Regions from separate parts of the Homo sapiens genome. Here region 1 is linked to region 2. Evidence: chromatin loops called from intact Hi-C (ENCODE). Cell type or tissue: B cell. All regions are shown on one strand. Each heading gives the region's core, and the rest is flanking DNA. Links, peaks and the distances in the headings are about the cores only. Region 1 has its middle 5.0 kb from the start of CTTNBP2NL. Region 2 overlaps ST7L (suppression of tumorigenicity 7 like).

What was found. A loop is a pair of places that touch in the nucleus more often than their neighbours do. Peaks named below come from ENCODE experiments on the same cell type or tissue, not always from the same donor. Only the 100,000 strongest peaks of a DNase experiment are listed, where the experiment ranks them.
Region 1: a loop joins it to region 2, with 14 times the contacts of the local background. A loop is called at or near these places in 71 of 110 quality-filtered maps.

Annotation. Positions count from the first base shown.
Region 1 is chr1:112,388,575-112,393,942 of GRCh38, forward strand. It overlaps a transcript of CTTNBP2NL not described here. Among named protein-coding and RNA genes, the nearest start is that of CTTNBP2NL, 5.0 kb to the right of the region's middle. In B cell, for the core only: CTCF peaks have their summits at 2,446 (motif pointing right) and 2,652; a DNase peak (open chromatin) is centred at 2,427; H3K27me3 peaks cover 669 bases.
Region 2 is chr1:112,611,583-112,616,895 of GRCh38, forward strand. ST7L (suppression of tumorigenicity 7 like) reads right to left here. Exons shown (of 15, transcript NM_017744.5): 2 at 5,231-5,313. Among named protein-coding and RNA genes, the nearest start is that of ST7L, 4.9 kb to the right of the region's middle. In B cell, for the core only: a CTCF peak has its summit at 3,090; a DNase peak (open chromatin) is centred at 3,079.

The DNA.
Region 1 (5,368 bases), core at 369-5,368, 220 kb before region 2:
GTTCCAAAGGGCCATTTACCAGGAAATTGCCTAGAAATGACGGTGCAGCCATAACCGGGTCATTAGTTTCCCTACAAATATTTCTCCCTTTTGTGTGCAACAAGGACCCATTCAGCCAACTGTGTGGTGCTTCAGCTGAAATAACAGACCAGAGGAAATGTGTAATTGGCTTTCATCAAATTGAAACTGTAAGGCAGCCTAGCCAAGCTGAAGCTCTGTCTCTGGCCCTAGCACAGAAATTATTTTCTGCTTAATGTGAGGTTATATGTGGGAAAGAAGGGGAAATAGAGGGGAAAAAGAAAGAGGACCAGCCTTTGGGTCAGCTTCAGCCCTTCTGGCAAGGCTACTCAGAGCTTTGTCTTAACAGCCAACAAGGACAGAAAAGGAATCTGGCTCCAGACTTTTGGAGAGGAAGGGACCTGGGACAGAGGAAGAGAGGCAGTAAGGGGAGGGGTGGGAAGAGAGGGAAGGAGTTACTCTTTAATGAAATAAGGTAACTTACAAATTAGTTTTTAAAAAATAGTTCCCAACTGATATCTTTTCCCACCAGACTATTTATGTGAAATTTACACCTCAAAATAACAAACATAACGTCAACCAGTTTGCCAACTTACCACCTGGCATATGTGATGGTAACACATTTAATAATTATTTAATAATTTTAATAATTTAATAAAATGTAATCAATAATTTAATAGAGAAAAGTGAAAAAGAAAATTTGTGACTCACCCAAAGGGACATAAAGCATTATTCCAGGGACCTATGACTAATCTATATTTTGGGTGTGAGGGGAACTTTGTTGAATGATTTGGGAACTCTGTGGTATAGCTTATATATTTCCAGTAATTTTTTTTTTTGAGAAGGAGTCTCACTATGTTACCCAGACTGGTCTTGGACTCCTGGACTCAAACAATCCTCCTGTCCCAGCCTCTCAGGTAGCTGGGACTACAAGCACACTCCACCGTGCCCTGCTTATTTCTGGTAATTTTCTATCTGGAATTTTCTCTCTCATCTACTTCCAGGAATTTTCCATCTACCTTTCCTTTTAGGTCTCTTTGAGCTTTGCATTTCCCGTCCTGGCCCATCAGCTTCAGGGGAACATGTGAGTTCCACACAGAATTACTGGAGGGAGACAGGACTCAGCTCCTCTGAAGGCCCTCCCCGGGGCCCCTGACAGCAATATTGTTGTGCAGTTCCCATAGTGCTGCTCTGGTCATGTGCTTCCCTGAGCAAATTGTCCCCAGGATCCTTTGGACTTCTGCCTTGGTGTTTTCATTGCCATCATCTCAGGTTGAGAACTCCAAAAGACCACATGACAATGGTTTCCTGGTCCTCAGGAAGAACTGCCGAGCAGCAGCAGTAATGGAAAGAACATTGAGTCACACAGGCCTGGGCCCGAGTCCCACCTCTACCACCCACCACCTCCATGAGGCCATGGCGGAATAGAAACAGTGTGGGACTGGAAACGGGAGGACCTCGCTGTGTGACCTCAGGCAGCTTCTCAGTTATTCCTTTCTTACACTAAAATCTCAGTTACCTCATCACTAAAATGAAGATTATGATCACCACTTTAAAGTGTTGCTGTGGGGATTAAAAGAAATCATATGCCTGGTGTGGAGTAGGCACTAATTAATTGGCTAATGTTGCTATCATATTGTTATTGTTATTATGTGACCTTGGGGAAGACACTTAACCTCTCTGAACTTGCTTTCTCTTCTGAAAAACTAGAAGTAATAAAAATTACCTCTCAGGATTGTAGCAATAATTATATATGCAAAGGTTACAAGGATTGTTTATGTCACATATGTACCTGGTAGGCACCCAATGTTAGATTTCTATCCCTCTCACTTCTGGACTTCCCCTAATGCAATCTAGGATAAGAGTTTAAAGCTTCCGGCTGGGCGCGGTGGCTCACGCCTGTAATCCCAACGCTTTGGGAGGACGAGGTGGGCAGATCACTTCAGGTCAGGAGTTCGAGACTAGCCTGGCCAACATGGTGAAACCTTGTCTCTACTAAAAATACAAAAATAAATTAGCCGGGAGTGGTGGCAGGCGCCTGTAATCCCAGCTACTCAGGAGGCTGAGGCAGGAGAATCGCTTGAACCCGAGAATCGCTTGAAGCAGAGGTTACAGTGAGCCGAGACCGGCGCCATTGCACTCCAGCAACAGAGCGAGATTCCGTCTCAAAAAAAAAAAAAAAAAAAAAAGAGTTTAAAGCTTCCATCATGGCCAAGCTGGCCCCTACATTTTGCCAAACACCAAAGAATCTGTCTGTCCCTGAGGTGGATTTTTGAGCTGCCAGTCCTTGGAGTCCCCACCTGCTGTGCTGTCAGCCCACACCCTTAAAAGGAAAAACTGTGTTGGGCGGGAGGCATCAGAGGGACGGTCAGAAAGGAAGCCGACGGCTGCAGGATTCACTATTCGACACTAGGGGGCACAATAAGCTCGGGAACACTTTAGGGCCACACCCAGAAATCTCGTTTCCTGGTGCCCGAGTCTCCCCAGATAGGGCAGATCCAAGCAAGAAGAGAACGTTTAAGGACTGCCCAGCAAATCCTTTGTGGGAACAAATGATGGGAGAAAATGCAGAAATGCAGGGGGCAGTGGAGGGCACACCTTGCCTTCGGCTTCAGCCTGGTCCGGGGCTTGGAGAGCCCTCTCTGGCTTTCAGACTTTGACCTCCTCATCAACCCCGGGGAGAAGGGGTGGGGTCGGGAAGCGTGAGGAAAAGGAGATAGTGAAGACAAGCCAGAAGAAAGAAAGCATTTCTTTTCATCACTTTTCCCATTCATTTCAACTTCTACATCTAGCTCACTCAGCACTCAGCATCTTAATAAGTCCCAGTCCAGTGGGCCACAGCTAGAAGGAGCCTTATGGAGTCCCAGATGTTTAGTTGGAGCCTAGGACTCAGAGAAGAGGATTGAGCAAGATCTCCCAGGTAGCTAATACTTCCATGTACATCAGATCGCTTGGATACTGACAACCACCTGGTCTTGTAGACAGGAGCTATTATCTCATTTAACAAATGAGGAAACAAGTTCAGGTAAGTGCCCATAGCTCTCCTCCTAGCTACTAAGCCTTCATTGCCACCCACTATTCCCGCTTCTCTTGCTTTCCCTTGTTTTAAAATCAGTCCAGGCCGGGCGCGGTGGCTCCTGTAATCCCAACACTTTGGGAGGCCGAGGCAAGTGGGTCATTTGAGGTCAGGATTTCGAGACCAGCCTGGCCAACATAGTGAAACCCTGCCTCTACTGAAAATATAAAAAATTAGCCGGCAGTAGTGGTGCGCGCCTGTAATCCCAGCTACTTGGGAGGCTGAGACCGGAGAATAGCTTGAGCCTGGGAGGCAGAGGTTGCGGTGAGCAGAGATTGGGCCGCTGCACTCCAGTCTGGGCAACAGAGTGAGACCCTGTCTCAATAAATAAATAAATAAATAAATAAATAAAATAAGTCCAAACTTTACACATAATTCCAGGAAATTGCTACTCAGCTCCAAATATTCTATAAATCAAAATTGAAAATATTTGTTGCATTCCCCATCTTCCTAACCCACTTAGCATGATGGAGAGATGATAGAGCATAGTAATTTTGAGAGTGCACTTTGGAATCAGATCTAAGTAAATATTCTGTGTTCATCACTTATGAATTCCATGACTTTGGACCTCTTTGTGCCTCAATTTCCTCACCTGCAAAAGGGGACTGTTAATATCTATCTCGTGGAATTCTTTTAAGGGTGAAATGAGATGTCATATAAAAAATTGCATAATGCTTAGCACATAATTTGATAGCTTGATTAATGTATCTAGCATATATCATTATATTAAATCATAGGCTGAAATGATCTTTAGGAATTATTCCACTACTTTCATGCCTTTTATCAATGAACTTAAATGGAGTTAAGTGAGAAGGTTACTTTGCCAAGTAGGTTTGTGTATCGGGTCGAATGATGTCCCCCCAAAATTCATGTGCACCCATCTCAGACTGTGAATTTATTTAGAAATAGGGTCTTTGCAGATGTCATGAGTTCAGATGAGGTCATGGTGGAATAGAGTAGGCTCTAAGTACAACATGAGTGGGGCCTTTATAAGAAGAGGAGAGGACATACAGAGACGCTGAGACATAGAGAGAAGGCCATGTGAAGACGGAGGCAGGTATTGGGATGATGTAGTTACACGCCAATGATCACTGGGAACCACCAGAAGCCAGGGGAGAGAGGCATGGGATGGAGCATCTCTCAGAGCCCCCAGAAGGAGCCAACCTTGTCAACACCCTGATTTTTTTTTGTTTGTTTGTTTTTTTGAGACAGAGTTTCGCTCTTTGTTGCCCAGGGTGGAGTGCAGTGGCGCGATCTCGGCTCACTGCAACCTCCATCTCCTGGGTTCAAGCGATTCTCCTGCCTCAGTCTTCCAAGTAGCTGGGATTACAGGCACCCGCCACCATGCCCAGCTAATTTTTGTATTGTTAGTAGAGACGGGGTTTCACCATGTTGGCCAGGCTGGTCTAGAACTCCTGACCTCAGGTGATCCACCCACCTCAGCCTCCCAAAGTGCTAGGATTACAGGAGTGAGCCACTGCACTCGTCCAACACCCTGATTTTGTACTTCTAGCCTCAAGAACTGAGACAGAACACATTTCTGTTGTTTTAAGCTGCCCAGATAGAAACTACTATAGTTGATGACAGAATAAGAACTAGACTCCAGATTTTTTAACCTCTAGCCTAGACCTCTTTTACTCCATTGCTGCCTCCCCAAACCAGCAATAAACATTTATGGAAATTTACTTATTTGGAAAAAAATTGACACAATCTATAATTTTTAAGCACTTTAAGTTGTTGCCTGACACAATAGGCATTTAATAAATATTTTACTGTCCAGTTGATAAAATGATAGACATTAAAATGTTATATTTTGTTATACAAATCTAAGATATTGTTATGAACCATTTTTTACCTCTGCGTACACCTATGCACCAGACTCTAAATTTATTTACAAGGTTTATGTATTGAAGAATCACAAACCTCCATAACTCTCTCACTGCTACAATCTGAAAGATACACGAGGTTCACAAGCCCTGCCTGTTCCCTACTTCTAGGGGTGAAAAATTAAAAGGAAAGCAATCTGAACACCCTCAAGACTCTGAATCCTACAAGGCAGGGATGTTCTCATTTTTGCTGAGTCCTTCTACACTCATTTAGGAATACGCAGAAGGGAAGCCAGGAAATCAGGGGAGTTGCCCATTGCTCTAAAGGAAGTAGGTCACAGAGCACTGCTCCCACCCAGTCAGCCAGGGAAAAGAATGGGTGGTGGTGGGTTAACAGCTACAAAGGGAATGAGGGAAAGAAAGGAGGACCTGCCGGGCATGGTGGTTT
Region 2 (5,313 bases), core at 314-5,313:
TTGAACCATTTAAAAATCAGGATATTCATTTCTTTCTATTTCCATGGTTTATCACTGATATAAAAAGAGAAACCAGGCCAGACACGGTGGTTCACGTCTGTAATTCCAGCACTTTGGGAGGCCAAGAAGTCCCAAAAGAGGGATCCTCAAGAAGAATCGCTTGAGCCCAAGAATTCTAGACCAGCCTGGACAAAACAGTGAGACCTCATCTCTACAGAAAAATATAAAAATAAAATATTAGCTGGGTGAGGTGGTGCATGCCTGCAGTTCCAGCTACTCAGGAAGTTGAAGTGGGAGGATCTCTTGAGCCCAAGGAGGTCAAGGCTGCAGTGAGCTGAGATTGCACCACTGCCCTCCAGCCTGGGCAATAGAGTGAGACCCTGTCTCAAAAAAAAAAAAAAAAAAAAAAAAAGTCACCTGACAGACTAGTCTTCTGCCAAATGTAGTGGATACATGTATTACTTTAAAGAATAAACAAAGCATATGCACAACTAAGAGATTTTAATCTTTTTATTTCCTTTTTTTAAAATGTTTTGAGATAGGATCCCACTGTCACCAGGCTGGAGTACAGTGGCATGATCACAGCTCACTGAAACCTTGACCTCCCTGGGCTCAGGTGATCATCCCACCTCAGCCTCCCGTGTAGCTAGGACTACAGGCATGTGCCACCATGCCCAGCTAATTTTTATGTTTTTTGTAGGGACAAGGTTTTGCCATGTTGCCCAGGCTGGTCTCAAATTCCTGGGCTTAAGCGCTCTGCCCTCCTTGGCCTCACAAAGTGCTAGGATTATGGGTGTAAGCTACCATGACCGGCCAGATTATAATATTTTTGAAAACTATTTTACTATGACCACAAACAGAACCCATCACAAAAAAATCAGCATTTTCAAATCTGTAGGAATGTTATTTTTTTGCTTCAGTAAATAACAGAACAAATATGCTACATAGGTGCCAAAAGTATAGTCATGTTGGGGCCCGCTGACTACATGCCACAACGTTTATAGGAAAGTGTGAGAAAATCATGGTGCAGCATTTTTTCTATCATGTCACTAATGTTTTATGCTCAGTCTAAAATGGTATCTCTTTCTGCTCACTCTTAAGTTAGCAAGAATTACCACCAAATGAGGCCATGGTTTGACTTCTACCATATATTTTACTAAGAAGTGAGATAAAACTTCTTTACACAAGCAGAAACTGTTCATGTGACAGAAAAGGTTTATATTGAATAAATCTTGGCTAAGAAAATTGGATAGGGCCAGGCACGGTGGCTCATGCCTATAATCCCAACACTTTGGGAGGCTGAGGTGGGAGGATCACTTGAGGCTGGGAATTTGAGATTAACCTGGACAACATAGTGAGACCCCATCTCTACAAAACATAAAAAAAATGAGCCAGGTGTGAGGGTGTGTGCCTGTAGTCCCAGCTACTTTGGAGGCTGAGGTGGGAGGATTGCTTGAGTTCAGCAGGTCAAGGCTGCTGTGAGCTGTGATTGTACCACTTCACTCCAGCCTGGGTGACAGAGTAAAACACTGTTTCGAAAAAAAAAAAGAGAAGATAAGTACCATCAAGGGCAACAACAACACACTTCCCTTCACCATACAAAGTGCAGGTGGGTTTTCTAATGAATGAGTATGAAGTTAGGGGCTTTTTTCAACTTTTGAGTCAACTTTTTAACACAAATGAACAATGGTAATAATAACTGCAAATACTTATCAAAAGCTTTCTATGAGCCACACATTATGCCAATCCTTGACATGCATTATGTCATTTAATTTTTATAACAACTGATTTTAGAGATGAGGACACACATTCCAAATTTAAATAACAGTTCACATCACTGGTAACTGGCAGAGCTGGGATTCTTATTCAGGTTTGCCTGACTTCGGAGCTTCCAACCATTACACCAGACTGATTCATAAATATATCTCTTTATACATGTATATGTGATTATATGTATATACAAGTTTGTTAAATCCAGGTGGTAAAAGAAATTATAAACACAACAACCTTTGCTAATAAAAACCCATCAACATTGCAAGGGTAATAATACAGTTTAACCTTTAAAATGTTACTTGAATTTCCTAATTTGTGTATATTTAAAATGCGGTTTTATAAAGAGTAACAAAAGGTTTTTTTGGGTTTTTGTTGTTGTTGTTTTGTTGTTGAGACAAGGTCCACTCTGTTGCCCGGGCTGGAGTGCAGTAGCATGATCACAGCTCACCACAGCCACGATTTCCTGGGCTCAAGCAATCCTCCCACCTCAGTCTCTGAAGTAGCTGGGACTACAGGAATGCGCCACCACAACGCGCTAAATTTTTAAAATTTTATACAGAGACCAGATCTTGTTCATTTGTCCAGGCTGCTCTTGAACTCCTGGCCACAAGCAATCCTCCTGCCTCAGCCTCCCACAGTGTTGGCAGTACAGACACGAGACACCACACCTGGCCACAAAAAGTTTTTTACAAGGTTTTAGACATCATATATATAAGTTATCCCCCTCTTATAAATGAGGAAATTATAGCTTAGACAGTTTATGTAGCTTGCCCAAAATTATCAGCTAGTAAGTGGCAGAGTTAAGATTCAAAATTTTATCTTCTGGTTCCCAAACCAGAGCTTTTTCCACTATATCAGCTGCTTAATATTGATAGTTTCTTTAAAACAAACAAACAAAAACCATATTAAATAGAGACAGGGTCTTGTTGTTGCCCAGGCTGGTCTCAAACTTCTGGCATTAAGGGATTCTCCCACTCCATCCTCCCAAAGTGTTGGGATTACAGGTGTAAGCCACCGTGCCTGGCTTAAAGACAGTTTATCGTCTTTACTTAGACTTTTGTATGCTATGGACTAAACATGCTAAAATATGCTTATGTTAAATTATGAGGCTTATATTAACATGTAGTTTTAATCCTGAATTCCTCAATAGCTTCTATTTTTTTTAGCCAAGAGAAAAATCTCGTTCTTGTTTGGCATTTCACTTTAACAAAATGGTCTGTATTTAGTCCCTATTTAAAAAAATAGATCCAATACAAATGCTATTTCTACTACAGCTGGAGAGCACCACCTAGAGATAAAAAAAAGAACAGGCTGGGCATGGTGGTTCACGCCTGGAACCTTAGCACTTTGGGAGGCCGAGGAGAATGGATCGTTTATGCCCAAGCGTCTGAGACTACCCTGAACAACACAGTGAGACTCTGTCTCTACAAAAAATAAATAAAAATTTAAAGGGAAGAGAAAAATTTATTGGCTATGCATGGCATAAAACTTCTTAAGATTTTTATCTGCAGCAGTATTGTTCCAAAGTGTACACTAGTAAACATGACATCCTAGGGATGTTAACGTGAATTATAAAAAATATTTTATTTTTTTTAAATTAAAAATATCTTCTTCAAGGAAAAGTTGAATTAAAGTTAAACAGTTTTGTTGTTTTTGTTTTTTGAAACAGAGTCTTGCTCTGTCACTCAGGTTAGAGTGCAGTGGCACCATCTTGGCTCACTGTAACCTCTCCCTCCAGGGTTCAAGTGATCCTCCCACCTTGGCCTCTCCAGTAGCTGGGACTATAGGTGCGCCACACACGCCTAATTTTTGTATTTTTTTGAAGAGACAGGGTTTTTCCATGTTTCCCAGGCTGGTCTCGAACTCTATCACCCCACCTCGGTCTCCCAAAGTGCTAGGATTACAGGTATGAACCACTGTATCAGGCCAAACAGGTTTCTTAATTGTGAGAATTCTCAGAATAATGGCCAAAATTCATTAAGTGTACATTCTGAACCAGCTATCATGTTATAAACTTACAACATTATCTGATTTACTCTTCATAATCCTATAAAGTTCATGCTATTAACTGCCAGTTAACAGATGAGGAAACTGGGGCTTGAAAAAACTGTAAGTTGAATTCATGACACATAAATTTTAGTCTTCCCAATGTTGCCAATATTAAAATGCTGTAGTCAGACATGGTGGCACATGCCTGTAATCCCAGCTACTAGGGAGGCTGAGACGGGAGGATGGCTTGAGCCCAGGAGTTAAGGCCACAGTGTGCTATAATGGTGCCTGTGAATATCGACTGTACTCTGGCCTGGGCAACGTAGTGAGACTCCATCTCAATTTTTTTTTAATGGGCAAATTTTATATAAAAACTGTATGTCCAGGTTCTACTTATTTATTCATTCATTTTTGAGAAAGGGTTTCTCTCTGTCGCCCAGGCTGGAGTGCAGTGGCAAGATCTTGGTTCACTGTAACCTCCACCTCCCAAGTTCAAGAGATTCTTATGCCTCAGCCTTCCGAGTAGCTGGGACTACAGGCACATACCACCATACCCAGTTATTTTTTGTATTTTAGTAGACGGAGTTTCATCATGTTGGCCAGGCTGTTCTTGAACTCCTGGCCTCAAGTGATCTGCCTGCTTCAGGCTCCCAAAGTGCTGGGATTATAGGTGTTAGCCACCACGTCCGGCCTGTCTGGGTTCTCTTTAAATCATTTGAAAAATTGAAAAACCTGGTAATACTAGTTCCAAGTCTATATGGCAACAATTAGCTTTAGCCTCTTTTAGAAGGGGCATGCACTGTCCAGGCTACCCAGTCCTCAAAGAAATAAGAATTTAATTATTAAACTCTATCCATTTCACTCATTTTTGTTACCAACTTGGGCTCTGCAGGCATTTAATTTCCAACACACCCCAAGCCCTCCCTGACTACAGTTTACAATAAGCCTTTAATATGTAAATAAATACTGTCAATCTCTTAAAAGTAGATTGGGAGATGCAGTGTTCCCCAAACTTGTTTGAATAGGTAACTCTTTTCAAATGCTGAATACATTTTGGAAATGCTAATCCATAGGTAATAATAATTTATAATTATTATAACCATATAAAGGATCTTTAGGCCAGGGCGGTGCCTCACGCCTGTAATCCCAGCACTTTGGGAGGACAAGGCAGGCGGATCACCTGAGGTCAGGAGTTGGAGACCAGCCTGACCAATATGGTGAAATGCCATCTCTACTAAAAATACAAAAATTATCCGGGCATGGTGGCCGGCACCTGTAATCCCAGCTACTCGGGAGGCTGAGACAGAAGAATTGCTGGAACCTGGAAGGCGGAAGTTGCAGTGAGCCGAGATCATGCCACTGCACTCCAGCCTGGGCGACAGAGCAAGACTCTGTCTCAAAAAAGAAAAAAAAAAAATATCTTTAGATAAACACCAAAACATGAAGGAAGGAAATGGAAACTACTTACAAATATTAGTCCTGATATCAATGAAGAGGTCCCTGTAAGTGCCACATAGAATTTGGGTGTCAATGAATTTAAAAATACAGTCA